2 separate regions of the Homo sapiens genome follow, and region 2 is linked to region 1. Evidence: chromatin loops called from intact Hi-C (ENCODE). Cell type or tissue: CD14-positive monocyte. All regions are shown on one strand.

The links. A loop is a pair of places that touch in the nucleus more often than their neighbours do. Peaks named below come from ENCODE experiments on the same cell type or tissue, not always from the same donor. Only the 100,000 strongest peaks of a DNase experiment are listed, where the experiment ranks them.
Region 2: it touches region 1 in a loop (2.1-fold over the local background); 3 of 110 quality-filtered maps call a loop at or near these places.

Annotation. Positions count from the first base shown.
Region 1 is chr3:122,299,003-122,301,502 of GRCh38, reverse strand. No RefSeq gene overlaps it. Among named protein-coding and RNA genes, the nearest start is that of CSTA, 25 kb to the left of the region's middle. In CD14-positive monocyte, CTCF peaks have their summits at 1,237 and 1,438 (motif pointing right); DNase peaks (open chromatin) are centred at 1,432 and 2,092; H3K27ac peaks cover 585 bases.
Region 2 is chr3:122,232,030-122,234,529 of GRCh38, reverse strand. The region is part of intron 1 of CASR (calcium sensing receptor); the gene reads right to left. Among named protein-coding and RNA genes, the nearest start is that of CASR, 50 kb to the right of the region's middle. RefSeq lists an enhancer at 971-1,060. In CD14-positive monocyte, a CTCF peak has its summit at 1,265; DNase peaks (open chromatin) are centred at 799 and 1,309; H3K4me3 peaks cover 1,922 bases; H3K27ac peaks cover 2,490 bases.

The DNA of each region.
Region 1 (2,500 bases):
TTATCTTTACTGATGATCTATATTTACTATGATCTATATTTACTTACCACAAAAACTGTTAAGAAAGGGAACTAGGACCAGCTAACAGGGAGGCCTGAGGACTTAGGCTCACTCTTTAGGTGACCAGAAACTTGAGCAAACAACCAGGTCTTTCTTTGTTTCTGACTCTTTGTCTACATAGGCAGGGGTAAAGGCAATGACCTGTCTTTGTGAATAGTTGGCTGCTGTGTATGTTACTTGGTCATTTGATGTTAGCAACCTGTTGGTCTTAGCCAGAGAAGCAAAGGCAGCCAAGAGAGGCCTATAAAAGGGGCCAGATAAATGAGAGACACTTTCATCTTTCAGACCCAGAAAAAGGAAGTGGGTATGAGTGAAAAAACAGACCCTGGCCATTCCTCACTTAAGTCTCTTAAGAGAAAGTTTTCTTGACAGAGTGATGGGGAGGAGAAAATGTGAGCCTTAAATTGGATTAGAAACTCAAGTTTTGGCTGGGCATGGTGGCTCACACCTTGTAATCCTAGCACATTGGGAGGCCAAGGCAGGCGGGGGGCAGGGAGGATTGCTTGAGTCCAGGAGTTTGAGATGAGCCTAGGAAACATGGCAAAAACTTGTCTCTACTAAAAAAAAAAAAAATTAGTGGGGAGCAGGGTGTGGTGGCACACCCCTGTAATCCCAGCTACTTGGGAGGCTGAATTGCTTGAACCCAGGAGTCAGAGGTTGCAGTGAGCCAAGATCATGCAACTGCACTGCAGCCTGGGTGACAGAGCGTGACTCAGTCTCAAAAGCTCAAGTTTTACACTAGACAAGACTTCTTTTTAATAAGTGAAAATGACTGGAAAGATGTAGGTTCTACCCAAAATTCTGGTAAGGGATGGGAAAAAAGATTTGGCAAAGCCTGGTCAAAGGCAGTAACTGGAGGAAAGTAAAACTATTTGAGTTTGTAGCCCACAATGTTCAATAAACTGGATATATTTGGTAACCATAATGGAAGACGTCAAATTTTTGTGCATTAATATAAGAAATAAAGATTCTGGAATGAAGACTTAGGTAGGATTTTTATTTATTTATTTATTTTTGAGAAGGAGTCTCACTCTGTCGCCCAGGCTAGAGTGCAGTGGTGCGACCTTGGCTCACTGCAACCTCCGCCTCCGAGGTTCAAGCAATTTTCCTGCCTCAGCCTCCTGAGTAGCTGGGATTACGAACACCTGCTACCATGTCCGGCTAATTTTTTTGATTTTTTTTTAGTAGAGACGGGGGTTCACCATTTTGGCCAGGTTGGTCTCAAACTCTTGACCTCAGGCGATCCGCCCAACTCGGCCTTCCAAAGTGTTGGGATTACAGGCGTGAGCCACTGCACCCGGCCTAGGTGGGATTTCTTTAAGCTAGATGTTGACAATCTCTCCTACCCTCTCATCTCAGGCTTTTACTGCAATTCAGTTATGCTCCACCAGGTGGTAGCAGATATCTTGGCTCTGTCATCCACAATATGATCAAATTATAATTTTCTGTATGAATTCCATTGTAGATTTAAACTATATATTTTCAAATAAAAATTAAAAACTAACCATTTTAATAAAAACTTTTAATCATTAAGTATTATTTTAGTACTTAATATCTAATATATTTATATTACTTATTTTAATAATATCTAATATATTTATATTAAGAATTATTTTAATATAAATAGAAATCAGTATTGACTAGTCATATTTTCTCAAGTCAAAAAGGCAAACTATATAAAAGTATTTTTCATTCTATCTCTAGCTAATCCTGTTCTTGTCTCTGGGCTTACTAGAATGATACTGTTTAATTTTTTTCTCTGGTGTTCTCTTGTATGTCCGTAGAAAATGACTGGCGCAGCTCTGGGACTTTAGTCAGACTTAGAAACACAAATTTCTTGCAGCCTCCTTCTGCTACTGGTTGTAGGATGTTGGTGTTTAGGGAATAATTTTTGTGCCTGCCTTCTTTTACTTGGCAATAATTTTCTATTTATCATATTCAGAGTTTCACTTTTATCCCTTCTGTTGGCAAAATCAAGAAATGAAAATCTCTGACCTGCTCAGACTAAAAATCCCCATTCCACCAAGTGAGGCTTTCTTCAATGAGAGGGCAGTAATTTCCCACTGATTCATAGAAGAACATCACTTTTTTTCCCATGAGCTTTTTGACTGGAAACTTATCTAAACTATTTTACATAAGGTGGTAGTTATCTTGCCACAAATCTGAGTTGCTACAAAATAGCTTTAAACAGTTCTATACAAAGGGAGCATCTTGAATCCAAAATGTAAAGTTTCTGAGCAAAAGTTTAACAAACATTTGTAAAGAGTTTTTAAAAACAAATCCCCCAACTTTTTGTTACCAAATTTCTAAACATTCAGAAACAGTGTAGCAAACACCTCTATATCACCACTCAGATTACATAATTATGAGCATCTTGCCATATATTTTAACATATATCTGTGTCTATTTTTTTGTATAAAACATTTAAAATTGAGTTGCA
Region 2 (2,500 bases), 67 kb after region 1:
TTTTTCCTCCATCCTCCAGCAGTTTCCAAACTGATTTTAAACCTCTCAATCTGTCTAATGAGAAGTAAGCTCTTTAGAAAGTAATGGGCAAAGGTTATTATTCCTCTTCTTATTCAGCTGTGCCCACGTGTTGGTTACATTACACCAGGGGCCAGCCAACTACATTCCATGGGCCAAATCTGGTGTGCTTGTTTTTATAAATAAAGTTTTGCTGAAATACAGTCATGCCTAATCACTTGCATTATATCTATGGTTGCTTTTGTGCTGCAAGGGTAGATTTGAGTAGTTATGCCAAAGATTGGCCCACAAAGCTTGGAATAGTTAATATTTGGCCTTTTACTGAAAAAGTTGATTGACCTCTTCATGAAACTAAGCACAAAGAAAACCCTACTTTTGCCATGAACTGGACATTTCCATGACTTTGGAAACAGTTATGCGCCTGATGTGAGCAATGGCTTCTCCAAGTTGAAAGGAGCTGACTTCACCAGCTTTCTCAATCAGAGGAGTAAGGGTCCTCTAGTTTGTTTTGTGTCCAGAGATAGAGGTCACTTCTTTCCCTTGGTTATCATCTGACTCAGGAGGCACCAGGAGTCTGGTTTGTTTACCACTGGCTCACATGAATAGAGTAGGTTGTGTGGTGGGGACTCCCCCCAGTGAAAAACTTTTAGCTAAGGGTGGGAAGTCCAAGCTGTGAATCTGAATCAGCAGCAGCAACAATTTTTGTTCCCCTTAGATACTGTCAAATGGGTCAGTTCCACCGGGAGCTGGTTACCTTCCTGTGAAGATGGCTTTAAGGGGAGGTGGTGGCGTTTGGTTGGGAAACAGAAATACCACAACCGCCCAAGTAGCCCATGCGTAATCTGGGTGGGGCATAGACATAAAAGGAGGAAGCCCAGACTTCAAGTGAGAGAAGAAACATTCGCTCTGGAGACAGTTTTAATTCCGTTCCCACATCATCAGGTGGACAAAATTCCCCTGTGAAGTCGCCCTCTTGCATTTCTCTTCCTCATTTTCTCCTCCGCTACTTCCCAGCTCTACTCCCCAACACCCTGAGGCCCAGAGCAGGGTACCTGTGGTGAGATTAGAGAAGAGCAGGGAAGGGGACTGATGTCAACTCCATCCAGCCAAAGACCCCCAGGACTGGGCTGGAACTGGTGAGACAAGAGAGACACCAGGAGAGCAAAGTGTAGGGTGGCATTGCTTCTCATGGCCAGCCCTGCACTTGCATGAGGAACACCCTGTGCTTGGACAGGACATAGCAGAGAAGGAGAACGGTGGGGTGTCTCACCGACAGGGTGTTAGAAAGGACTTACAGGAGTGCGGTTTGTGGTAGGCGATTTTGGGGACGGTTTAAGGAAGTGGAGCTTTGCATGCTGTCAGAAGCAGGGGTAAATTCTATGATTCCATATCTTAATAAATCTTGTCTAGAAGGGAGGAAGACTAAGTGAGACTGAAGCTGTAAGGGTAAAGGAGTAGCAGTCACTCCTCCGAGCCAGAATAGGGAAATGTTTGGTTAGTTCCATGGTTTGGACAATGTTAACGTTTTTTGTCTGTGTTCAGACATGATTGTGGAGTGGTCTTATTTTTGTCTTTATCATGGTCACAGAGACATCTTGCTTGCTGTTGATGTTCTGTGAAGTTGTTTATGTTTAACAGGAGAACGCCAAGGCCTAGCTTATGGGACCACCCAGATCCAGGTTGTCAGGGGCCACTTTTCTCTTTCTCAGCAATCACTTCACTTTCTTTGAAGTCACAATATCACAGGATGGTAGAGTCAGAAAGGGCTTTCGAGATCATCTAATTGAAGACTCTCACCTTGAAGATAAGGAAATGGAACATGTGAGCTGTTACCTGCCTTGCCAACAGCCCACAGCCAGTTAGCATCCCACCTGGCGATTCCTGGGCCCTGCATACACTGGCCCTGCCTCCTCTCCGGCTGCATCTCCCACACCACTCTCCCTCTCTTGGCACCTAGCCTGCCCTCCCTTCAGTTCCTCCAGTGGGCCAAGTTCTTTATTGCCTTGGGCCCTTCCCATCCCTCTCAGAATGCTCTTCCACCCCTCTGACCTGTGCCTCTTGCTTAATTCATTTCTCTTCATCCATCAGGGATGAGGCATTCTTCAGGGATCCTTCAGTGGCTCAAACACCACTTCTCAAGGAAGCCCCTCCTGGTTCTCCAGGCCTCACTCTCGTGCTCTCTGCATCTGCGTGGCACTTCCCTGCCACAGTCCCTCTTGCTCTTTATGCAGCCAGGGACCTGGTCTGTCTTGTTCATTGCTGGCATACTCAGGACACAGCAGACACTTAATGAATGGCTGCTTCACTTCAAGCCCTGTGGAGGTTCTATCACTAGAATTCTTTTTATAGTACAATAAAAAAAAGGGATTGTGAATCTTTTCTTGGGGTTGCAATATAAACTTACAGTCCAGTTGCAAGGAAAGAATACAACAAGCTGAAGTAAAACTGCTGAGGTGTTGCAAGTAGCTGGAGGGTGAATCTG